Linked DNA regions of Homo sapiens: all the other regions are linked to region 5. The links are chromatin loops, found by intact Hi-C in ENCODE. Cell type or tissue: heart right ventricle. All regions are shown on one strand. Region 1 overlaps FRMD4A (FERM domain containing 4A). Region 2 overlaps FRMD4A (FERM domain containing 4A). Region 3 overlaps FRMD4A (FERM domain containing 4A). Region 4 overlaps FRMD4A (FERM domain containing 4A). Region 5 overlaps FRMD4A (FERM domain containing 4A).

The links. A loop is a pair of places that touch in the nucleus more often than their neighbours do. Peaks named below come from ENCODE experiments on the same cell type or tissue, not always from the same donor. Only the 100,000 strongest peaks of a DNase experiment are listed, where the experiment ranks them.
Region 1: a loop joins it to region 5, with 8 times the contacts of the local background. A loop is called at or near these places in 107 of 110 quality-filtered maps.
Region 2: a loop joins it to region 5, with 2.0 times the contacts of the local background. A loop is called at or near these places in 27 of 110 quality-filtered maps.
Region 3: it touches region 5 in a loop (2.4-fold over the local background); 19 of 110 quality-filtered maps call a loop at or near these places.
Region 4: it touches region 5 in a loop (2.1-fold over the local background); 3 of 110 quality-filtered maps call a loop at or near these places.

Annotation. Positions count from the first base shown.
Region 1 is chr10:13,775,501-13,780,500 of GRCh38, reverse strand. The region is part of intron 6 of FRMD4A (FERM domain containing 4A); the gene reads left to right. Among named protein-coding and RNA genes, the nearest start is that of PRPF18, 190 kb to the right of the region's middle. In heart right ventricle, CTCF peaks have their summits at 2,127 and 2,330 (motif pointing right); a DNase peak (open chromatin) is centred at 2,360; H3K27ac peaks cover 33 bases.
Region 2 is chr10:13,715,823-13,720,822 of GRCh38, reverse strand. All of the region lies in intron 12 of FRMD4A (FERM domain containing 4A), which reads left to right. All of the region lies in intron 2 of LOC105376426 (a long non-coding RNA gene), which reads right to left. Among named protein-coding and RNA genes, the nearest start is that of PRPF18, 130 kb to the right of the region's middle. RefSeq lists a silencer at 2,099-2,158 and an enhancer at 2,379-2,428. In heart right ventricle, no CTCF peak of the experiment used is centred here; a DNase peak (open chromatin) is centred at 2,532; H3K4me3 peaks cover 1,043 bases; H3K27ac peaks cover 4,428 bases.
Region 3 is chr10:14,091,647-14,096,646 of GRCh38, reverse strand. The region is part of intron 2 of FRMD4A (FERM domain containing 4A); the gene reads left to right. Among named protein-coding and RNA genes, the nearest start is that of FRMD4A-AS3, 20 kb to the right of the region's middle. RefSeq lists an enhancer at 2,016-2,706. In heart right ventricle, a CTCF peak has its summit at 2,724 (motif pointing right); a DNase peak (open chromatin) is centred at 2,368.
Region 4 is chr10:13,954,619-13,959,618 of GRCh38, reverse strand. The region is part of intron 2 of FRMD4A (FERM domain containing 4A); the gene reads left to right. Among named protein-coding and RNA genes, the nearest start is that of FRMD4A-AS2, 34 kb to the left of the region's middle. In heart right ventricle, a CTCF peak has its summit at 2,497 (motif pointing right); a DNase peak (open chromatin) is centred at 2,558; H3K27ac peaks cover 1,141 bases.
Region 5 is chr10:13,658,020-13,663,019 of GRCh38, reverse strand. It overlaps FRMD4A (FERM domain containing 4A), which reads left to right. Exons shown (of 25, transcript NM_018027.5): 20 at 2,467-2,704; 21 at 3,530-3,697. Among named protein-coding and RNA genes, the nearest start is that of PRPF18, 74 kb to the right of the region's middle. RefSeq lists enhancers at 2,313-2,372, 2,703-2,752. In heart right ventricle, a CTCF peak has its summit at 2,862 (motif pointing left); DNase peaks (open chromatin) are centred at 2,869 and 3,569; H3K4me3 peaks cover 533 bases; H3K27ac peaks cover 3,271 bases.

The DNA.
Region 1 (5,000 bases), 120 kb before region 5:
GACAGCCCCTTGTCCTGTATCCAATTGCTCCATAAGCTTGTAGTGTCTCCTTTTGTGGGATGACCCAAAATGCCTACACCCCTTTACAGCACACACCTCCTCCCGGGGAAGATGGACTTGCGGAATATCACTGAGGTTAGGAACTGCGACTAAAAGAACATTTTTTTTTTTTTTGAGACACAGTCTCACTCTGTTGCCCAGGCTGGAGTACAATGGCACAATCTCAGCTCACTGCAGCCTCCGCCTCCCAGGTTCAAGCGATTCTCCCGCCTCAGCCTCCCGAGTAACTGGGATTACAGGTGTGCACCACCACGCTTGGCTAGTTTTTGTATTTTTAATAGAGATGGGGTTTTGCCATGTTGCCCAGGCTGGTCTCAAACTCCTGACCTCAAGTTGATCCATCCACCTTGGCCTCCCAAAGTGTTGGGATTACAGGTGTGAGCCACCTTGCCCGGCCCTAAAAGAACATTTTAAAAAAGAAACACCCACTCCACTGGCTACCCCCGGCATGCACATAACGAATGCAATGAATGTCTCATGAATGCAATCTCCGTCACACCCCCTTAGGGCTGCTCATTAACAGTAATAGACAAGAACGGTTCATTCCTACAAAGTTCACATGATGTGTAGGCTTGTTGCTGAGTGCTTTATGTGAATTGTTTAACTGAGTCTTCACAACGCCTTTTGAGATAGACACTGCTTTTTTTTTTTTGAGAGTGAATTTTGCATAAGTTTATTGATGGTAATTAATTTGGAGGCCAAAATGCATTCTACCTTGAAATAAATCAAATAATACTAAACCTAGGATTTCCCCTTACTCTAAAAATGTAATTAACAAGAAGCGGAAGAGTTTGAGGTATACACCAGCTGACTAATGTAGGGCCACAGAAAGCAAATTAACAGATGTTTTTCTGAATTCACAGCTTAAGTTCTACCTCTTACCTGGGTAAAATGTCAGGGACTCGTCTGAAGTCCTGAAGTGTGAGGATTAGTTAGAATAAAAGTTCTACTAAGGAATTTAAGGGTAGTGCATTCAGTCAGGGCAAATTCCAGATGGACAAACCAGAGAACTTTCAAGTGAAGATTTGATGGGTTTAGCCATTCCTGTGATCTCAGTAAGGAATTTTCTCTTGGTTGTCAGAACATTGATGGAAGATTAAATAAGTCTTTTTTTTTTTTTTCTTGGAGATGGAGTCTCACTCTGTAGCCCAGGCTGTAGTGTAATGGCATAATCTCGGCTCACTGCAACCTCTGCCTCCTGGGTTCAAGCGATTCTCTGCCTCGGCCTCCTGAGCAGGTGGAATTATAGGCACCAGCCATCACACCTGGCTAATTTTTGTATTTTTAGTAGAGATGGGGTTTCACCGTGTTAGTCAGGCCGGTCTCGAACGCCTGACCTCATGATCCACCCACCTTGGCCTCCCAAAGGGCTGAGATTACAGGCATGAGCCACCACACCCAGCCAATTCTTTTTTTAAATAAATAAATAAATAAATGTAAAGCCCAGAGTGTCCTGAATTTTCTAAAAAGTGTTTTATTATTATTATACTTTAAGTTCTGGGATACACATGCAGAATGTGCAGGTTTGTTACATAGGTATACATGTGCCATGATGGTTTGCTGCACCCATCAACCCAAGAGATAGATGCAGCCTTTTATCCCTGTTTTCCCAGTGAATGAAGATGAGATCACATGCCTAATGAATGGCCAGGCTATGGTGCACCCTGGAGGGAGGCTCTCCTCGTGCGCTTGTCTGTGAGGTGTTCGATGGATGGATTCAAAGGAGTCTAGGGAGATACCGCTGCCTGGATTTTAAAATGTAATTAAACTCAGGCCCTAGGGATTGCAAAAACCCATTAAACCTTAACACACACACAAACACACACACACACACACACACACGTTGGAATGGTAGTATCAGCCATCACTTTCCTTCTGTAACTACCTCAACACATTCACTGCACAGAATAGTTCCACCAATTACAAATGTTCAGAATAACGGAGGGCCTGGTAATGATCAAATTCAGTTCTGTGAAAAGACCTCATTTTGGGACAGTTGCTGAGCCAGGACTTAAACTGGGCTCAAACCCAGCACACTAAGAGGACAGCATTTTGGGGTTTTGCCGAATGGAGGGAAAAGATACCATAATGCAGTTCCAGGTACTTTTAGATTCTTTCCTCTAAGACCCCACTTTCTCATTATAAAGTGGAAATAATAATACTGAACTTACATACAGATTGTAAGAGTATCAGGTTTTTTTTTTAAATAAATGTGAAAGCGCTTTGAAACCAAGTTCAGAAATGAAAGGTGAGCAGTCTCCACCAGGTGGCAGCCTTGGGCAGCGAAGTAAATGCATGGCAAGGCTGAATCCGCGAAATCACTCTCCAGCAGGGCAAGTAAAAAATTGTCCCCGGCCCACGCCTGTAATCCCAGCACTTTGGGAGGCAGAGGCGGGTGGATCAAGAGGTCAGGAGTTCGAGACCAGCCTGACCAACATGGTGAGATGCCATCTCTACTAAAAATACAAAAGTTAGCCGGGCGTGGTGGCAGGCGCCTGTAATCCCAGCTACTCGGGAGGCTCACTCAGGAGAATTGCTTGAGCGAACCCGGGAGGCTGAGGTTGCAGTAAGCCGAGATCGCACCATTGCACTCCAGCCTGGGTGCCAGAGCGAGACTCCGTCTCAAAAAAAAAAAAAAAAAAAAAAAAATTGACCCAAAGCCTACTTGGGCAGACGCTTGGGGAAAGGGAGAGGAGTTGCGTTCAGTACTGTCTTGTCCCAAATGCTGAGCTGGCACTGAAGGCCTCTGAACATCATGCACGCCTAGGACTTTGCGATTCAGGGAAAATTAAAAAGAATAAATGTCAGAACTAAATACTACAGATGCCCTGAGTGGAGGTGATGACACCTTTGCAGCCAGCCACATTTAGGTTCAAGGTCCCGACAGCATCAGCCCACATGCTGAATGTCACTCCAGAACCCAGCCCTCTCTTCTCAAAATCTTTCCTTGGGCTTGGGCACATAAATGACCACAAATGACCAAGGGACAGCATCTTTCAAGTTGATATAGGAGACCAAGTCGCATCCCAAGGCCCCCTGTCTCCCTCCTGTGATCAAGAATAATATTTTCATTTGTACAAATTGCCATTTAAATTTTTTATATATACTATGATATTTGAGCCTCAGCATCTCTGCGTGAGATGGAGCGAGAATCGCTGGCTTTCCAGAGGAGGAAGTAGGTACAGAGAGGCTAAGTGACTCAGAGACAAAGGACTGGGGGATGGCTGGATAGCCTGTGTAACCTGTGTCAGTGTAAAGATCATGAAAGGCACTGCTGAGTGGTTGACAGTTCAGCTTTTGCTGCCGGGCAGACCCAGGTTCTTTTCCCAGGCATGCCCCTTGGTAAAAGGGATAAATGTGGGCACCTCCTGTAACGTCTCCAAGCTTCCCTTTCCTCTCTAATTGAGCAAGGATGTTATAAGGCTCTAACCACAACCTTCTTGGGAAGATTCAGTGAGATAAAGCATGCAAAGTTCTTAGTCCCATGCCAGGCATGTGATTAGCTCGTTGGATTTAGACCCGAGTTTTTTTCTCTTGGCTGTGATTCTCTTTGTGCCACCCACACAGCCCCCTGGTGCTTTGGGGACCTTGAAGAGCCCAGAGGGTAGTGTTAGACCCAGATAACCCATCCCGATGCTGATACCCGGATGCCTGGGTTTACCCAGCGTAGGTTTAGTATCTGCTCCCTCCCTGTCTCTTGGGGAACGGTTCCTACTGTATGTTAAAATCTAAGTTGTCAAGGTAAAATAAGCCGCTTATTTCTGCTTTTTCAAAGTTCAATTTCATTCACTTTTTAAAGTATTAATATTTGTTTCTATCAAAGTAATAGATGACATCATTTAAAAGTCAAATGGTTCCACAAGGCTGATTATGACAAACAGCTTCCTCCCTGCAACTCCTGCCACTTGCAACAGTTTTAGCTGTTTCTTCTAGTATTTGCCTCCATATAGATAAATAATTGACACAGGGCATTATTCCTTGATTGATTCACTTTTAGGTTGTTGAATTCCTGTTAAAAATGGATGAAGACGGCCAGGCACAGTGGTTCACACCTATAATACCAGCACTTTGGGAGGCTGAGGTGGGAGGATCACTTGATCTTAGGAGCTTGAGACCAGCCTGGGCAACCTAGTGAGATCCCATCTCTACAAAAAACACAAAAATTAGTCGGGTGTGGTGGCACATGCCTGCAGTCCCAGCTTCTCTGGAGGCTGAGGTGGGAGGATTGCCTGAGCCCCAAAGGCGGAGGTTGCAGTGAGTCCAAGAGTCCAGATCACACTACTGCACTCCAGCCCGGTGGACAGAGCGAGACTTTGTCACAAAGAAAAAAAAAATAAGGATGTAGATTTAGATTATAACCACCCACATTTTATTTCCTTTTCCATTTTCTTAGTATGGTGATAGCATAATTCTGGCTTAAAGCCGTAGTCATAAGCATGACATTATCGTGACTAATCCAAGTAGTATCCTGTGGTTGCAGCTCGTTTTTTAGACAACCCATTGTTTTACCCAAAGGGAATACTTGCCTTGCTTTCACTTATTTAGTTACTACATACCCTTCACTTTTCTCCCAAAAGTTCCTACAGATTCTCAGATGTCTACCAATATTAATTTCCAGCTACGTCGGGTAGTTCTCGTTCCTCTTTGGTTTGATTTTGGTTGCTGTGGCAGCTGCTACTGCTGTTGTTTTTCCAGGACCTCCCTCTTAGACTCCTCCAACCTCCTGCTCCAGCCTGGACTTGGTCTCATGCAGAGTCTCAACCCGGGATGCCGCATCCCCATCAGGGTCTTTCCTTCTCCCTCGTTCTGTATTGGGTCCTCTCTTTCCCGGATCCGGAGTCTTCCTGTTTTTTGTTTTACACCATTGTTTCGCTGGAGAACATCCTGCAATCAATCCAGAGAAAGCGCATATGGGAAGTAAAATGTTTGGATACTGGCAT
Region 2 (5,000 bases), 58 kb before region 5:
ACACACAAATGACGCCCCTGACTTCTGTATCTGCAGTCATCCTTTTCCCTCACATAGCTGCCCAGCTTTGCCCCTGGTTTCTTTCTGATATTGACTCGATGTCACTTCACCAACACCTTCCCTGGCTACCTTGTTAACAGTGGCAAACCCTGTCCTATCCTTCCCTGGTTCCCATTTGTGCTTCAAACCTGTTATCTTCTAACTTACTGTATGTACCACGTAGTTTTCTTATTTATTTCTTATTTATTTGCCCACCTCTCCCTTCATAAGAATGTGCAGGATACACTGCTGTATCCTCAGTGCCTGACACAGTGCCAGGTCCATGGTAGCTACTCAACACGTGGTTGTTGAATGGATAAAAGTTGCCGGAGCAGAATATCTAATCATTTTTGCGACCCACTGCTAATTTCACAGACTCCTCCTTATGTCTGTGGATAGTGGCCTCATTGATTGATGCTTTAAGAACATAACTGGGGCCAGGTGCAGTAGCTCATGCCTGTAATCCCAACACTTTGGGAGGCTGAGGTGGGCGGATCGCCTGAAGTCAGGAGTTTGAGACCAGTCTGGCCAACATAGTGAAACCCCGTCTCTACTAAAAATACAAAAATTAGCTGGGCGTGCTGGCGCGCACCTGTAGTCTGAGCTACTCAGGAGGCTGAGGCAGGAGAATTGCTTAAACCCAGGAGGCGGAGGTTGCAGTGAGCCAAGATCACCCCACTGCACCACAGCCTGGGCGACACAGCAAGACTCTGTCTCAAAAAAGAATATAACTCATCCAAGGAAGGGTTGCAGAGAGCTCCACGTAGAGAGCAAGATAGTTGGGAGGAGAATGGAGGAGAGGGACTGGCTTTTTACAGCTTAGGTTTGCTGATGAAAAAATGAAAAGCATAAAAATTGCTCCCATCTGGGCTCTCCTTTGATTTTATTTTTGTCCATAGCACCAAAAGAACACAGAGTAATGAGGATATCTTGAGTGAATTGCTGGAGTACTGCAGACCCTTGAATAATTCTGGTTAATCTAGACTTCTTTGCTTTCTTCTAAGGATCTGTTCAGTTGGGAAACCCTGCTTGTCGACTTCTGGTAACCTCTTTGTCTTGGCCAGTTTTAACAGCTTGTTTCTGCTGAACCAGCCAATACTTAGGAAGCTGTGTAAGGCTTTTTTTCCCCCTCCTTCTTCTTAATGAGTTTGATTCAGAGGGGAAGCCCAGGCTGAACTGACCTTCCGGAAAATGTAAACCTGTTTAACACCAAACCTTACACAGCCAGAACATGCTGTGCCCAACTCTGCCTGCCCGCCTTGGGCTGTGAATCGGCACCTGCAAGTAGGGCTCAAGGGTGTTACAGTCGGGGTCCTACCTGCCTGGGGTCATTCTTGACCACCTCAAGCAGACAGAGGCAATTTCTAGGCAACATGATTTGTAAAGATCTGACCTCTAGGTTGGGAGTAGGCTTCCAGTTTGAGACCATGAGCTGCTGGAATCGTAGACTTCCCCAGTTCACCTTGGAAGAGTAGAGTTCAGTTCTAACAGAGCTGCCAGAAAGAAGGGCTACGGCTCCTCGGCTGTGGCTCTTACCATTGTCCCTCCTTGAGCTGACTCTAACTGCCATTTCCCTATTATCGCATCCCTTGCAGCTTAGAAATGTATTTTTAACAATATATCTGGGTTCAGCCACTGGAGGTTCCTCACATGGTGGAAATAGCATGGAGTCGAGCAGACAGAGGAGGGCTCAAGTGTCACCTCCCACCATGTGGCGTCTGTGTGACCTTGAGAAAGTGACTTAACCTCTCTGAACTTCAGTTGTCATAATAGCTAATATCTCAAAAAGCTCTTCATTCATTCATTCACTCACTCAACAGACAACTATTGAGTGTCTAATATGCCCCCAGGTACATGCTAGGTGCCAGGAAAACATACTCAAGGAAATTTGAGTCTGGTTGAGGAAGACATTAGAGCATAAAAGCCATTACGGCACCACATGATCATTGCTTTGGCAGAGGTATGTGTATGAATATCTGGGAGAACTGGCCCAGACCAGGGCTGGGAATTTTGGGAGGCTTGGGATAGCCCTGGTGAAAAGAAAGTTGTTTAAGGCAGGCTGCAGAGTAGACACCTCAGCTTCCTCCTCTGCTTCCGCCCCTCCTCTTCCCCACAATTCAGTTTCCCCAAGTCAATCTGCACACTGCAGAAGTCCTCTGGGGGAAAGAGCAGAGCTCTAAATAGGACCAGCCCTCCTGGAAAGACAGAAAGTCTAGATCTGAAGTCCTCACTTCTTTCTGGAAGGAAACCTCGCAGAGCAGATACCAAATTGCTCCCGCAAGAGGATCCGTAGAGAGAAAGGCCCCAGCTGCAGAGACCGTGGCCCAGCCGCAGCCCCCTGCATGTCTCGGGTCAAGCGGAGAAGTCAGGCCCTCCAAGTGGAAAGTCCAGGCTGGAGCGGGGCAGGCCCACCGCCTCCTATCTCTGCTGGCTGCCGCCACAATTGCAGAGCAGCTGGCGAGACCGCAAGCGTTCCTTCTCCCAGCAGCAGCCTGACTTGAAAAGCAAACCACAAACCCCTGGCCTGATGCCTGCTCACCCGCCTCACTCCCTGGCACCTTCCAACCAGGGGAGCCTGGAGCTCACGCGTGAAGTTGCAGCAGCAAGCAATCTGCCTCGCTTCTGGTGCCCACCGAAACCAAGGTCTGCCAGACAGCAGCGCTGGGACCTCTCCCCTCCCCAGCAGGATGGGCCGGCTCTGGAAGCACGAGGTGTTCCAAAGTGCAAACAAGCTGCTGTTAAATAATTATTCCCAAACGCCAAAGCCCTTGCTGGTTTGCTTGCTTGCTTTTTTCTTTTTTTGCCTCGCACAGATATCGCTAGGGCAGAGTATTGACATTTCGTTTTCTTTTTGTTATGGGTGATAAAGCACGGTGTTTCTTGTGAGTGTATGCCTGTATTTCCCTGCAGAGCTGGTTGCCAGTCCATTTTCTTCTATCCCATCCCCATCTTCCGTACAGTCCGATGACCTCCACAGAGGAGATCGGGATGTCTCTATGATGCCACGTCTCTGGATAGAGCTGGAGCAGGCATAAGAGAAATGCCAACTGCCAACCCCCCCCGCCACCCCTGGAAAAAAAAAAAAAAAAAACAAGAACAACAGGTTTCTCCCTAAAGCCTGTCCTCCAAAGTAGTCAAACCCTGATTAAAAAAAAAAAAAAAAAAAATTTAGCCGGGTGCGTTGGCTCATGCCTGTAATTCTAGCACTTTAGGAAGCTGAGGCAGGCAGATCACTTGAAGTCAGGAGTTCGAGACCAGCCTGGTCAACATGGCGAAACCCCATCTCTACTAAAAATACAAAAATTAGCCAGGCATGGTGGCATATATCTGTAATCTCAGCTATTCGGGAGGCTGAGGCAGGAGAATCGCTTGAACCCGGGAAGTAGAGGTTGCTCTGAACCGAGATTATGCCCCTGCACTCCAGCCTGGGCAACAGAGCAAGACTCCATCTCAAAAATTAAAAAATTTTAAGAAAAATAACTTTACACCAATCTGGAAAGAGATGCCTTGGCCAAAGCAGGTGAAATGGCCTACCATCATTTTCTCCCCAGATGTACCAAGTATTTCTCAGATTGATTAATTCCCCTTTGAAGCATCCCACTGAGGTCTGTCATAGCAGGTAGAATTAGCCTTGGCTTTTTTTCAAGGAAAGACTGGAGCACAGAGAGGTTAAGCCACACATCACTGGGTCACAGTGCTCATTGCTAGAAAAACCAAAGCTAGACCCAGATATTCCAAATCACTGGACAGCTTCAGCCATTCAACCCACTGACCCCAGCCAGTCCCTTGGGGCACTCTGAGGAGGGAAGGAATTACATCAGGGGGCAGAGGATAGGAAAGGAAAAACAATTCCAGCTTCTCTTGAAAGTATTTACATTCATCAAAGCTTTATGGTGAAGTCTTTCTGCAAGAAAAGCCAAAATACACACAAGAAAATAATACAGAGAGAGGCCTCTAGGGAGAAAATTACAAGGAAATCAAGTCCAATGGAGAAAAACAAAATGGCCTGCGTCTCAATGGGCTTGTCAAGTACTTGTTAACCTCTTTCTCCCTTTTCCCCTAGTAATGACTCTTAAGCCAAAGGAAGCTAAGAGGTTTTTGATGGGTTAAAAAGAGGCCATCCATTAAGGGGTCAAGGCCCGGTGCTCTGGGTATCTGTCACTGAATGAACCAAATCAATTTAGAGCTCGCGTTGTCTGACAATGAGGAAGACGCAATTGGCCGGAAGAACATCTTGATTCCATTAGGCCTGGCTGCAGAGAAGAATTAGCCATTGTCTCCTGTGCTGGGTGTGTGGCCATCTCTGAAGAAGATAGATGCCTCTTTCAGTGCAAGTGATGGAGGACATCCTCAGACCCATTTAGGAAGCCAGTGATCTGCCGTCATTGTTTGGGTATTTGGGAGGGCCTGATATGTTCCCATTATAGCCCACTCTGTTCTGTGTAAGACTGAGTCATCTTACAATGGGATACTTTTTTCGCAGGGTGAATGTTTTGAGATTAGAAGTCATAACAGGAAAATGGTCAAAACTGACTCTGGTCAAGATTGCAGTGGACGGAGGAATTGGCCAATAAGACTAGGAATAAACAACCCCAAAGAGAATACAGCAAACTCCAGCACAAACGAATGAATGGGGACCCTGGGTCCAACTTCTCCTTGCATTGTAAACAATCCAATTTCACAGAAAACAGTTTTTGCAATGCTCATGACACCATATGAGTTGTCTTTCAAAAAAACATTACACAAACCTGTACTTTGTGCTGATATGTGTTCAAAGTATTCATAACTTTTATGTTTTACTTGAACAATAATATTGGTATGTAATTGACGGAGGGGAATGTGTACAATCATAGCATTTCTTTTTTTTTTTTTTTTTTTGAGGGGGGAGTCTCACTCTGTCACCCAGGCCAGAGGGCAGTGACACGTCTCTGCTCACTGCAACCTCCGCCTCCCGAATTCAA
Region 3 (5,000 bases), 430 kb before region 5:
ATTAGCTGCTTCAACCTTTCCCTCTTTAGGTGATTTATGTTTTGTAACTTTGGGGTGAATTATCTAATATTGAAAAACTTACTTATTTGCAGAGTTGGGTTAAGAAGTAATTATTTGCCCCAAAGTTGCCTAGATTTCTGTTAGGAACTCACATCTGAGCTCCCTACATCGAGTGGGATTTTGAGATCAGAAGTCTCTCTCCATAACTGTTGCCAGGGAAAGAAGTCAATTCAGCAGGTGGCTTAGTCAGTTCAGGCTGCTATAACAAAATATCTTGGATTGGGTAGTTTATAAGCAACAGAAATTGATCGCTCACAGTTTTGGAGGCTGGGAAGTTCAAGATCAAGGCAACAGCAGATCTGGTGTCTGGTGAGGGCCCGTTTCTCACAGATTGTCCCTTCTATGTGCCCTCACATGACAGAAGGGACAAACAGGTTCCCTCCAGCCTGTTTTATAAGGACACTAATCCCATTCGTGAAGATTCCACTTTCATGATCTAATCAGCCCCGAAAGTCTCACTTCTTAATACCCACGTGTTGGGAATTAGATTTCAACATATGAATTTTGGAGGGGAACAACCTGATCACAGCAGAAGGCTTGGTGCCTTTTTTTCCCCAAGAACAGGATGGCGAGGGTTATTTTTACAGCCTCTCACAACTGGGCACATATGATCCAAATTCAGAGCATTACTGTAGCATTCCAGTTTTCCACTTGCGCTCCTTATGTCTTCCTGTTCATCTTCTGGTTTTATTGATTCGTGGACAGTGAGTGCTCTGGCCATTTCTATTGGTGTGGACTTGCCCTGGAAAGGGACTCCCACCCTCTGGAAGAGGCCTCAGCATGATTAAACTCTGGAGAAGTGGGTCGTGTTTTGGAAAGCATGTTAGCTATGCTTATTTATATGCCACATCATATATGGGCTAAAACCAGCACATGTGGTCTTTGTTTCATTGCTTCCTATTGAACGTGGATTCGATCCAGCGTGCTGGAGAGGAATGATGATTTTGGAGAAATGGATGCAGTGAGCAACACTGGCCCACAGGCTGCAAAGTGCTAAGGTTGAGAGTGCGTTTAGAAGTGCGTATGTAAAATAATTCAAACTGCAGTATCCCGGCGAGGTGCTTCGGCTCTTTATGCATTGTTATATTAATAGCTTATGTCCCCACGGATAGTTCAAGCCTTCCAATTCAATCGACAACTGTAAATTACAATAAAAATGGCATCAAATCAGTGAGTGGCCCAGTGCCAAGTGACAGTGCCATTTTTGCAATGGGGCACATCTATTCTGAGCATGAAAGTGATGGCTAGCAGGAAGCACCCAGGCAGTCCCATGCAGAATCTTTTAAAACTTGAACTCGTTCCTGGGGAGAGAAACATTTACTCTGAAGAGCTGGTGGGGAGAAGTGTCATGAGCTGAATGGCCAGTGGTCTCCTGAGTGAAAAAAATAAATCTTAGAGTTTTATTTCGGCCTCATTTAGTTATTAAAATCATTGGTTTCTTTGTCTTGGTTTCCCCTTAACTATCACAGCGTTAAAACTCACCCTTCAGAGTCAATTCACATCAATAAGAGACTCAAAATCTTCAGTTCCTTCATGTTCATACACACACATGCACATGTGTACACACACACAGATATACATCCATGCATATGGATGTATGGATCTCTTGGTTCCCCCCCACACTCTTGGTTGACACACACCCACATACATACACATGGGCACACACAAGCATACACATTCATACACAGGCATAGATATACATACATGCACATATGTCCACACATGCACACTTGGCATGCATACACACACATGGGCCAATGGCAGTAGCCACTGCAAATCTTCAGTGCATCTTTCTGGGGGGCTGCAGAGGTATTAATTACACCTCTAACCTGAGCAATCTACTTCTCCAGCTCTTGCAAAGAACCTGGACAGAACAGAGTCACCAAAGATCACTCTTGCCAACTGCATGCCCAATAGAGAGAGGCAAGGTGGTTTCTGAAGCAGACAGGATTTTTCCAGCAGGGCCACATGGAGCCATGCAGGGCTCACTGAATCAGTACCATGCCCACCTCTCTCTTGCAGTTTTCTGTTTGGGTGTTGGAGGAACAGCATGGGTGACCCTGGGTAGAAGCTGCTCTGCGTTTGAAAGGAGACTACAGCCTTTGCATTCACAGTGAGAGGAGACTGGCCCACACCAGGGTTGGGAAGCAGGATAGCAGGATAGCGGCACATCATTACATTTCCATTCTAATTACCACTTGCTTCAGTTCTGTGATCGTCCCCCAGGGGGTCTCGTTAACACGGTTTTGATGCCTTCCATGTTGACTGGGGCTCCTGCACAGGCCTCATCATTCCACGCACCCTTTCTCTATACCAAGCCCTTAACATCTGCCCAGGATGGGCAACGCGCCATGTCGTCTGGCATTTGGGTTCAACCGAAGGGGAATCAAAGGGAACAGTCCTTGGTTCTTTTGAACCAGACTGTCAGATCAGAAGCCCAGAGCTGTCAGAAGTTGCTCACCTGAGCTGCTCCTTCCAGAAGCTTCCCCCGGGCAGGGGCTTTGTTAATGTGTTCTGCTCTGATGGGTCGAATTTCATTGTCCTTGCCACGGCCTTTTCGGCAAAAGCCTCCATCCTCCTGCTCCATTATCATTTGACAAGGCAAGTCACTGGTGAAAGCTGTTGTCTTTTAAAAAAGCATCTTCTTCCCAGCTATGGTTTCTTTCCCAGATAAATTCACTAGGTGGCAGTGAACAGTGAGGGAAAGAGGGCTGCTTTTGAAAAGAAATTCAAAGGCAAGCAGAATTAAACATTCTAGGATATCTAATTGTGGGTCGTAAACTTCCTTCTAAGAGTCATGGGCTGTGACATTTGTAACTAATAAGAGACAAACTGCAGCTTTAAGCAGGATATCTAGTCTCTATTAAATGATGAAATGCCATCTGCTCTTAGCACTCTGCTGATAATTTTATTCATAATATGGTTGAAATCAAAGACATTTGTTTATTGTCCATAAACATATTTTCTTTGCAGAAAATAGTGCATACAAGCAGGTCCCACTCATCCCGTCAAAGCCTTTATTATGTATGAGTGGGTGTGAGCATTGTGAGTGTGTGTTTTCTTTAGATGGCAAGTGAACCTCATGATTATGTCAAGGATTTAAGTGTCATTATTCTTTGATTAATTTCTCCATATAACCACCATCTCCCTTTCTCAACCAGGAAGAACCCTTTTTCTTCCTTTTAAACTCAATGTTTTCCTAGCAGGTAAAGCCTAGGATCCTATATTACTTCTGCTTTGGGAAGACTCTAAAATTTCGAATTTATTAAAAGACACTAAAATCTTAGTGCACACACTTCCAATTAGTTTATTTATGTGCTGCCTGGTTTTTAACCTAAATGCACTTTGTTCAGAGGGGAAGAAAACAATCATAAATAAACTGAAAAGTCAGTTTCCAGAAACTGCTGAGCCGTGCAGGCAGCCTGCAAATACCCACCTTGCTGGGATCAGGAAGGCAGGCACAGTCATTCCACGGCCTCTGTACCTCCCCTCTCTCATGTGATCCCCGTCCGTGCCCCCTACCCTGGCCTTGGCCTTGGATCCTTAGCAGAAGTGATGCAGGGAGCTCTAGTTCCAGCTGAATGCTCTTGGGCACAGCAGCATCACTGGGCCAATCATATTGACTTTACACTTCAGTCCTCATGACTGGACTGCTCCGCATTCCTGGCTGTTTCTCTATACCTAGGTCTCTGCTGTCCCCTAGGCCTGAGTCCCATTCTGGAGAGCAGTTGACCTCATCTAGTCCTATCTTGCTGTGGCCAGAGTCTCCAAGGCCTAAAGTCCCACCTTTATATCCCAGCCTGGTCCCGAGACCCACCTATTTGATGACAGACTCCCTCCTCGAGTGCCAGCCACATGCCTGTGAATTGCTGAGTATCACCATCTCCAGGGCCCCAATAGTGTCCTCCACTAAGTGGGTCACCACGATGTATCCCTTCGATGAGGATCACCCCTGCAAACTCCAGCTTTCTCTGATGTCTATACTCAATGAACACTGATGGAAGGTTACTATGTGCTAGACTCCGAGCTGGGCACTGAAGACACAGTGGAAGTAAGACACAGTCCCTGACATCAGAGGGATTACAGCTACCTCCAGTTTCTCATTTTGCCCTTGTGTGTTCTCCCAAGGCCAGCAACAGAGTCCATTCCCAGCCCTGCCTCACTGGGCTCCCAGTCGGCCCAGTCCTGTTGCAACCAACTGTCCTGGCTATGCCTGGCTGTGCCTGAAGACACCAGAGTGTGCAGCTCAATTTGGAGTGAAATGCTTTCAATCACTGTCCATAGGCAGGTTGATGCTGCCTTTATTCAATAGGAGAATAGAACCCGAGTGCTGAGTATTTACCCGGTCACTGTCTGTTGGGTTCTACGTGGTCAGGTGCCCCTAGTAGCCGGTTCAGTATGGGAGCAGACCTAAGAAACCTGCCTGACTCGGAGTGTGAAGCTTGGGACCACTCAAGCCCCACCTGGTTAACTTGCTGTAAGAGAGATTTGAGTCGGGGTAGAAAATGACCTTGCCTTAGCTTCAATCATGTCATCCAGAGCTGTGAGGTGGGGTTCAGGGGAATAGAAACTGTCCCTTGCTAAGAAGACACAATCATCTGAGGCCAAGTTTCTATATGTAGTGGACAGTTGTATTTTCCAGAATGGCTGTGCTTGTAATAATATGTTCATTTCCTTGAAAGGAGTAACCTAAGTTGTTAAGAACATGGGTGATTCCAGTTGGAGACTTAAAGATACATTTAATAAATCACATCATATACTAACTGAAAAGTAAATAAGTGCCAAGCTTCTATTGGTTTCCTCATTTCCCTGAGGCAGACAGGGAAAAATACCCAAGTAAGAAAACTAAGAATGGGCCAGGCACGGTGGCTCACGCCTGTAATCCCAGCACTTTGGGAGGCCAAGGTGGGCGGATCATGAGGTCAAGAGATCGAGACCAT
Region 4 (5,000 bases), 300 kb before region 5:
CTCAGCTGTCATGACACAACCTGGCCATTGTCTAAAACACCCTCCTCTAAAAGGTCTTTGAAGAATAATGAACCTGTCACCTGATGATTACAAATCTAAAAAAAAAAATCACTCACAGCTTTTTTTTTTTTTTTTTTTTTTTTTTTTATGAAACAGTCTTGCTCTGTCACCCGGAGGGGAGTGCAGTGGCACAATCTCAGCTCACTGCAACCTCTGCCTCCCGGGTTCAAACAATTCTTCTCTCTCAGCCTCCCAAGTAGCTGGGGCCAAAGGCACGCGCCACCACGCCTGGCTAATTTTTATATTTTTAGTAGAGATAGGGTTTCACCATATTGGTCAGGCTGGTCTCAAACTCCTGACCTCATGATCTGCCTGCCTTGGCCTCCCAAAGTGCTGAGATTACAAGGTGTGACCCTCCGCACCTAGCCCACTCACAGCTTTTGAATATGGATAGACATTCTCTGATGATCATTGTTGCAGGGAGAGGGGACTTTTACTGAGAAGGGATTCTCATACTTGCAAGTGCCCATTGCTGAGAATCCCAGCCAAGGCTGTCCAATAAAATTCCCATATTTAAGCCATTTCATAGAATAAAATACTCAGAGTGCTGGGGAAAATTGTTAACTTAGTCCAATGTAATCCCTTCTCTTCCATCAAGACTACATCTCAACCATCCAAAGAAACTAGATTGGTTATAATTGTCTAGACTGGTTATAATTGTAAAAAGCAGAATAGCCTGGGCACGGTGGCTCGTGCCTGTAATCCCAGCACTTTGGGAGGCCGAGGCAGGTGGATCACCTGAGGTCAGGAATTCGAGACCAGCCTGACCAACATGGAGAAACCCTATCTCTACTAAAAATATAAAATTAGCCAGGCGTGGGGGTGCATGCCTGTAATCCCAGCTCCTCGGGAGGCTGAGGCAGGAGAATCGCTTAAACCTGGGAGGCGGAGGTTGCCGTGAGCCGAGATCATGCCATTGCACTCCAGCCTGGGCAAGAAGAGCGGGGAAAAAAAAAAAGAAAGAAAGAAAGACACTGGTCGGGTGCGGTGGCTCACGCCTGTAATCCCAGCAGTTTGGGAGGCCGAGGCGGGCGGATCACAAGGTCAAGAGATCAAGACCATCCTGGCTAACACGGTGAAACCCCGTCTCTACTAAAAATACAAAAAATTAGCCAGGCATGGTGGCGGGCACCTGTGGTCCCAGCTACTCAGGAGGCTGAGGCAGGAGAATGGCGTGAACCCGGGAGGCGGAGCTTGCAGTGAGCCGAGATCGCGCCACTGCACTCCAGCCTGGGCGACGAGCGAGACTCCGTCTCCAAAAAAAAAAAAAAAAAAAACAATGGTCATGGCTGTTGTTCACGCGACTGTTTTACATTCCAATCACGCAATCTTTAATGAGTTAGAAGCCAGTTGGTGTGCTGATAACGAGAAAGAAACACAAAAGGATAGGAGACAGTCTTTGCTGCACCTTTCAGAATAGCTAGGTAAATCACTCGCCTAAGTAGGAAAGAGATAACTAGCAATGTACTGCAGTAGCGTATGGGGCCAGGTGAGAAATCCCGACAAGAAATACCACTGGATTTCAGAGGAAGAAGCAAGCTGTGCCGAGAGCAGGATCTAGGGAGGAAGTTGAAGAACAGGCAGGGTTTACATAGGCTCTTAGAGAGGGGAGGGTTTTCAAAAAAAGAAAAAAGGCAAGCAAAGGGAAAGGTGTGGGGAAAGAGCGGTGGGTTCCTAGTCGCCGTATGTAATCAACTTTGTAAGTGGCTTACAGTACAGAGAGAAAGAAAAGGAGTGAGTGAGCGAGTTTTAGGGGCCAGAAAGATACAAGGACACAATAAAGAATAAATGGAATGGAAAACTGAAAATGCAAAAAGGGCTAGCCATTTGTTCAACCCAATGAATTCACATTGCTCGCAGAAATAACACCAAAGATTCCCAGTTGCCAGCTAGATTCTAAATCTTGAGACACTGTGCTTTCTCTAGCGAAGGAGGATTTTTACTCTTCCTCCTTTTTCTCTGGACTCTGTTTATGATAAAGTGCTAATCAAAAAGGAGGGGTATGGCTGAGCGTGGTGGCTCACGTCTATAATCCCAGCACTTTGGGAGGCTGAGGCGGGTGGATCACCTAAGGTCAGAAGTTTGAGACCAGCCTGGTCAACATGGTGAAACCCTGTCTCTACTAAAAATACAAAAAATTAGCCGGGCATGGTGGTGCATGCCTGTAGTCCCAGCTAGACGGGAGGCTGAGGCAAGAGACTTGTTTGAACCCGGGAGGCAGAGATTGCAGTAAGCCCAGATTGCACCACTGCACTCCAGTCTGGGCAGCAAGAGCGAAACTCTGTCTCACAAAAAACAAAAAGGAAGGGTTAGATGCAGAAACATAAACACTGGCACACTGTAACCTCCCTAAGGTCTCTGCCTGTTTGTTGAAAGTTTCAGCTTCAAGGCCGGCTTTGCCTTTCCACACATAGCTCTGCGGAGTCGGAGCCATCCACTAGAAGGCGGGCTGATCTTGTTCTTCATAAACTGTTTGGGTTTCCCCGTGGTTCAGAGCCACTGACGCCTTTCACGACTTTCTAAGCCAATTATTTAGCAAGAATGTTCTGGACAAGCAGACACCCAGTTCTCAGGCCTTGAGAAAGTGCCCAGTGTGGGGGCTGGAGGGAGGATCAGAACAAATGTGGAACTTATTGTGAATCTCAGTTTTCAAAAATGCTCAACGTCTACACTTTCCCCCTTCCCAGGATTTTGCTAAGGGCCAACACCAGGGAGTAGCCCATTTGTTTTGTTTTGTCATCCAACCTCTTGCTGTTTTATGAAATCTTAATGCTGCTGGAAAATTCAAGTCGATTCATTTGAATCTTAGTACTCACTGCTTAATTGTCTAGTAAACTAACAGTTTTCTCTGCCGCTCAGAAAAATACACAGCCATACATCCACAATTATTTTCTTTTCCCTTTGCTAGAAATTTTAGATTAGCATCATGGCGTACACAAGATGAGCCTTGGTGACTTCAGTGTCAGACTGACACAGGTCCATACTCCAACTCCACCATTTACCCGTGCATGGACTTGGCAAGCAACTTTGTTGTCCTGAGCCTCAGTTTTGTCTTCTGTTAAACGGGGTCAAAATCAGTTTCTTCTAGAGATAAAGAACCTACATAAGGCTGGACATAGTGGCTCATGCCTGTAATCCCAGCACTTTGGGAGGCCAAGGCAGGCTGATCACTTGAGGTCAGGAGTTCAAGACCAGCCTGGCCCACATGGCGAAACCCCATCTCTACTAAAAGTACAAAATTAGCCGGGTGTGGTGGCTCATGCCTGCAGTCCCAGCTACCCAGGAGGCGGAGGCACGAGAATCACTTCAACCTGGGAGGCAGAGTTTGCAGTGAGCCAAGAGTGTGCCACTGCACTCCAGCCTGGGTGACAGAGTGAGACTCTGTCTAAAAAAACAAAAGAAAAAAAGAAAAAAAAGAATTCTACCTAAATCACTTAGCACACTGTATAGCACAAACAAGGTGCTCCGTAAATGGTAGTATTTCATTATTAGTATTTTACTCAGTATTGAAGTACTCCTGGGAATCTGCCTTTCTAGGAAGATCCCTTTGCAACAACTGTAGAGATGAATTTGAAAGGGTGTAAAATAAAAGCCACCTGGGTGTTTTTCACATGCATAACCGATTTCAAGCCAAGAATGGGAGAAACTGGAAAATACCGGAATATTCCTCATACATACTGCTTTATGTATTCTAATAATGTCTTTCCCTTTCTCTCAGCATTGACTACTCACAGCCCCACCTTCCTTTTCATTGTGCTTTTCTGGAAGGCTGGTTATCTCCACATATGGAACACAGTTTCTCTTTAGGGCCTTTAATACGCTAGAAATTCCAAAACAAAGTAGACCCCGGCAGGGCACTGGCTCCACGTTGGCAAATAAGCTTGCCATCAGGCGCCACTTCTGGTATTACAATGTGTTTTTCATTAAGGAGGGAACTGTAGCCCCAGACTTCAAGGGTTGGTTTCTAGCCATATGCAAAGGCCTGAGGACTAGTACTGCAGCTCATCTGCAGAAAAGAAATGCCCAGGGCCAGAGGGAATCTCCTCCACCCTGCTGTATTGGTAGTCCATGTAGCCACCAGATACTTCAGTGACTTGGATTAGGAGTACGATGGATCACCCATCATCAAATGGCATTTAAGAGCAGAATTAGGCCAAGCATAGTGGCTAACACCTGTAATCCCAACACTTTGGAAGGCTGAGGCAGGGAGAACACTTTAGGTCAGGAGTTCGAGACCAGCCTGGCCAACATGGCGAAACCCCGTCTCCACTAAAAATACAAAAATTAGCTGGACGTGGTGGTGAGCGCCTGTAGTCCCAGCTACTCTGGAGGCTGAGGTGCAAGAATCGCTTGAACCCGGAAGGCAGAGGCTACAGTGAGCTGAGATTGAGCCACTGCACTCCAGCCTGGGTGACAGAGTGATACTCCGTCTCAAAAAAAAAAAAAGCAGAATTATTAACATGGGGTTGGAAGAGTTGGAAGACTACCTTACCATAGACAATTGAATATGAGGTATGCTTTGTTAGTAGTCTGTGACATTTGAAAAACTGGCCCTAAGAAAGAAAATTGTGTCCATGGCTAAAAGAATTGAAGTGAATGGCTTTTATTAGAAGAAAATCCATATTGCTTTTAAAGATAATGTGCCGATAATTTCTAGCCCACTTACAATCTAATGCATCGCAAGTTAAAAGTGTAACATGAGAGAGGGGTTTGAGAGAAGACCCTGCACCAAACACCAGCACTCTGAAAGGGTTTGGTACGGGGTTTTGAACCCAAGCCAGTGGATCTGAGATGAACTGCAGGTGCTGCCTTGGCAGGGCTGTGATGATGACCCCAATAACTCACACAGGCTGCCAGCCACAGAGCATAGGGCACTGCTGCCATGCATGGATGGTGACACCAGGGTCTGCAGGGCCCTGATGGTGCTGGAAGGGGAATTT
Region 5 (5,000 bases):
GGTTTGCCATGTTGCTCCTGGGTTCAAGCGACCCACCCACCTCGGCCTCCCAAAGTGCTGGGAGGATTACAGGCAGGAGCCACCATACCTGGCCCAAAACCACGTTTAGCTAGACAGAGAATCTACACACTAGGCATAGCTTCCTTTTGAGTATTCATGGTATCTAAAAGAAAAGGGTAGAAATTGATTTAGATCACAAATCAAAGATTGAAACCCACTAGGAGAGTGTAAGGATCGTGAGAAGAAATGGAACACACCCTCTGTTGCTTCCCAAGACAGTAGTGAAAGTAAGAGGGGAGATATCCCAGTAGATACACACTCAGGCTGGAAAACTGTCTTATTATTTCCCACTGAACTCTTAAAACCTGGCAGTTAGGATATTTTCTTGGGAAATTCTTAAAAAAACAGAACTGATCCCTCCCCCAACCCCCATCACCACCATACGTCGGGGAAGAAAGAATTCCAAACCCAGAACCATGTGAGAATACTCCTGTGGATGTTTAACCATCGTACTGGGAGGCGGGTACATTAATTATATGGAAATATATTAAGTGGCAGTTAATTTTTTTGCCCTGTATGGAAACCTCAGGCAGGCAGTGATAAGTGGCTGTTCAGATGGAAAGCATGAAAGGTCCACACTAGTCATAGTAATAATGATAATTGCAATAATAATAATGATTGCTCTTGATGTGAGGAAAGTCTGGCGGATTATTTACCCAGTCACCTTGGCTGTGCTATTAGAAATCAGATTGGAATATATTTGTCTGCTTCATTACAAGCCGGGGACGCCATTGGGCTACAAGGAAATGGGGGGCTTGAGCATCAGAGATCCCAGCCCTGCGGTTGGCCTCTGAGTATCCCAGTCTCCCCTGGAAAGGGAAGAAAAATTGAGAGATTCCTTGGTAGTAGAGGGGTGCCTGGAGCAATAGGTAATGTCACGGGGTAATTTTGAGATATCATTCCGTGATTCCAGCTTCTTCCCCGTGTTCCAGATGCAGACCCCTGGACTTCCTCACAGGTGTCGGCACATCCTTTTGCCACAGTCCCACTGCAGGGTCTCTTTCTGGGGACTCTTCCTTTACTGATTTGAGGGCAAAGGAGGAGTGGGTGCATAGTGGGTGTCCACGGCTGGGGGACTGAGAATTAGGCTGTGAAACAAGTCGCTGGAAATGGATTTAGGGGCAAGTGAATGGTAGTTGGTTGGTTGTAAGGTTTGCTTCTGTGCTTTTTTCCCCTCCACCTCCCATGTCTGCCTTCCCTGTGAAGCCTGAATCGTTCCCTCCTCTCTCTTCTCAATGCTGACCTGCCCTAGCCTGAAGTCCTCATTCATCCCCCTCTCTAGTCTCTCTCCCTTCCTTTCTAGTTTTAGAACACTGCCAGGTGAATAGTTCTAAAACAGGATTTTTCACTCCGACGCATCCGTGCTTAAGACATCGCAAAGTTTTCCTGTGGCTTTTCAAAATCTCAACTCGGAATTCCAGGCCCCCATCAGTCGGGCTCTTGGCTCACATGGTGCACACAGAAGGCGGCTGTGCTGGCCAGAGCTCTGCCCTTACTCCCCCTGCCCCTCCTCACCAGCCCCTGCCTGGCCAGATGTGCCTGCAGCTGGTACCCTGCCCTCAGGGCCTCCACACTTTGGTTCAAGCCCTTCCTTCCTCCTCCTCTTTGCCTGCCCACTGCTCAAGCCCCTTCAAGACCAGCCTCTCCCACAGCACCTCCTAGACTCACTGAATTTGCTTTTTCTGAAAGTCCTCTAGCGCACTGACGTGTTAGATCATTTCTTTCCTGGAGGCAGGGAATCATTTATTAATACATAATCTTTGTAGCTCATCTCCTTAAAAAAGTTAAGGCAGTTTCAAAATTAAAATATAGAGGAAGAGATTAAAAGAGAATAAACACAGCTCTGGGGGAAAAAAGCAGAGTAGACACCCGATCCACCCAGCAGGTATTTACAATGGACATATAGACCCTCATTCATTTTTTCTTCTCCAACCAATGGTTATCAAGCACCTACTATGTGTCGGCTGAGGATCTAGCAGCAGATGAAACAGACAAAACTCTCCCAGAACTCAGACCCTCCCACAGTGAATCAGATGCTTAGCATCTGTTGAAAGACAACTTAGCACTACAGCAGTAACTACATTTTGCTGTTTAGTGTGAAGCAGTCATTTGTTGGTGGTATTTAATGACGTTCAGACTTCACTCCATTCGTGTCTAATCAAAAGTGACGCATCTCTTCCCATGCAATCCCGCCTGCAGTGGAGGTTTGGCTTGCCCTGGTTTGGTTTGACTCGTCTTGACTTGTCTTGGCAACTGGGGAAGAGTTTCAGGGTTTCTCATCACAGGGGTGAAGGTGTGGGTTTGGCTGTGTGGCTCCAAGGTGCGGGTGGAGGGGTGTAGGGGTTCTGTCTCAGCCTGTGGGAAGGATGACCGGGGCTCAGTTCCTCTCTTCCTGTCTTTGTGCAGAAGACTCTCAGGTTACCAGCACAATATCCCCCCTACATTCTCCTCACAAGGGACTCCCTCCTCGGCCACCGTCGCACAACAGGCCTCCTCCTCCCCAGTCCCTGGAGGGACTCCGACAGATGCACTATCACCGCAACGACTATGACAAGTCACCCATCAAGCCCAAAATGTGGAGTGAGTCCTCTTTAGATGAACCCTATGAGAAGGTCAAGAAGCGCTCCTCTCACAGCCATTCCAGGTGAGCTGCATCGTGAATGAGGCCAAATGAGGCCTCCCTCTATGCTCTGGAAGAATCAAAGGGCCGTCCCAAGTAGCATCCACGGTGACAAAATCCACATCAACCTAGTTCCTCCCCGTGGGGTTTGCCTTTCACGGGGCCGTGCTCACAGCGCCCTCTGCTGCCGACACTGTTGAGGTACATTTTTGTGACTCAGAGAAATTGGGGCTTTGGCCCACAATCAACGTGATGGCAGATGGTTTGAATGCTGTTAAATTCCAGAGGAATTAATTAGGAAATCTCAGGCAGCGCTATTCTGAAATAGCAAGTGAAAGTCCACTCGGAGCAAATGCAGAGTGGTTCAGAACTCTACCCCCTCATCCAGCAGAATTCTCCAGCCAAGCAGCTGTAATCCAAGCTGTGTATTATCAGCTCATTACCGGGCTGACTTTGTAGGGAGGTTTTTTTTGGGGGGGAAGGCATTTTCGGTCTGCTTCTCTGTTTTTCCCATTTCCTTTAATCACCCTACCAAGCTCCAAGGGGGGTGCCAGGACAGGTAAATATTTGTTTCTTGGAAAACAAAAACTGTAAGGGCAGGACCGTCACACTGCCTGACACAGAGAAGGCTGACCAGGGTTTTCCTCTCATATTGCCTAGGTTGGGAGGGGGGAGGGCATACCCCCTGCTGGGGAAAGGCTGAGAACCACAGTAGAGGTCTGACCAAGCGAGGTGGGAGTCACGGGCGAGCTTTCCCCACATGCTGGGATCATTGTCCTGAACTAGCCAGCCCCCCAGGAAAGGTGCTGTCTGTCTGGCGGTGACCACGTGGCATCCTTGGCTTTGCAGCAGCCACAAGCGCTTCCCCAGCACAGGAAGCTGTGCGGAAGCCGGCGGAGGAAGCAACTCCTTGCAGAACAGCCCCATCCGCGGCCTCCCGCACTGGAACTCCCAGTCCAGCATGCCGTCCACGCCAGACCTGCGGGTCCGGAGTCCCCACTACGTCCATTCCACGAGGTGAGTCTGCCTGGCCTTCCTGCTCAGACCAAGCCTTCCTTTTTAAAATTGGGCATTGTCAGCCCCAAGCTGGCCCAAATAATGGATGAGCTACAGTCAGACCTGAACCTGGGAGGATAAATGAAGCGGAATAAAAAACCAAGCTGGCAGCAGTCAACCCCCGTTAGCCAAGAGACCCATGCACAGGGCACTTGGAGTCAGCCAAAGAATCCCCGGGCTTCTGGAGACAGGGAGCATGGAAAGTTTCCTAAGCAAAGCAGAGGCCACAGAGGCTGGCTGGGTTAGCATGGGAAGAGGTCTTCTATCTTTCTACTGAGGCCTAAATTTATACTGGACTTCCTTTAGTGCCTCAAAATGTAAATTCATAAAGAGCAAAAGAGCCAGGCAAAAATGAGGCTTCAGTGAATCACACCTTCTGTTTCTTTTTTTTTTTTTTTTTTTGAGATGGAGTCTTGCTCTGTCACCCAGGCTGGAGTACAGTGGCGCGATCTTGGCTCGCTGCAACCTCTGCCTCCCGTGTTCAAGCGATTCTCCTGCCTCAGCCTCCCAAGTAGGTGGGATTACAGGCACCTACCACCACGCCTGGCTAATTTTTGTATTTTTTAGTAGAGACGGGGTTTCACCATGTTGGCCAGGCTGGTCTGGAACTCCTGACCTCAGGTGATCCACCCACCTTGGCCTCCCAAAGTGCTGGGATTAGAGACGTGAGCCACCGCTCCTAGCCACACCTTCTTTTTCTAAAAAGAAGCAAACCAGATCACGGAGGGCCACGTGATGGGGGCTTTCATCCCCCTTCTGAGTGGCAGTCGGAAGTGGGACTCGCCTCTTCCTGTGCTTGGCCCGTGGGGCCGCTGTGAAGTTCACATGCAGTCCCAGCATCGGGCAACATCATCTGCCATGTGATACTGTTTTGCACTTCCCTAAGCCCTGAGTGGACTCAAACGAGCAGAATGAATTATAAAGTAATGGTATGGTGAGTATTTGCATCATTCATTGTTTAATTATCTCATTTGCCACCAACCTTCTATTTCCCAGTTTTCACAGGAAAGGGGAGTCTATTTATATGGATCATGTAATAGTATTTGGTTAAACAATATGAAGGGCCTCTGTAGGACTGCTTTTATCTGATCTGTAAATAGGGACATTTCATCTGGTTTGTGTTTTCTTTTTTTTTTTTTTTTTTTTTTTTTAAGAGAGACAGGGTCTTGCCCTGTTGCCCAGGCTGGAGTGCAGTGGTTTGATCATAGCTTACTGCATCCTCAAGTGATCCTCCCTCTTCAACCTCCTGACTAGCTGGGACCCC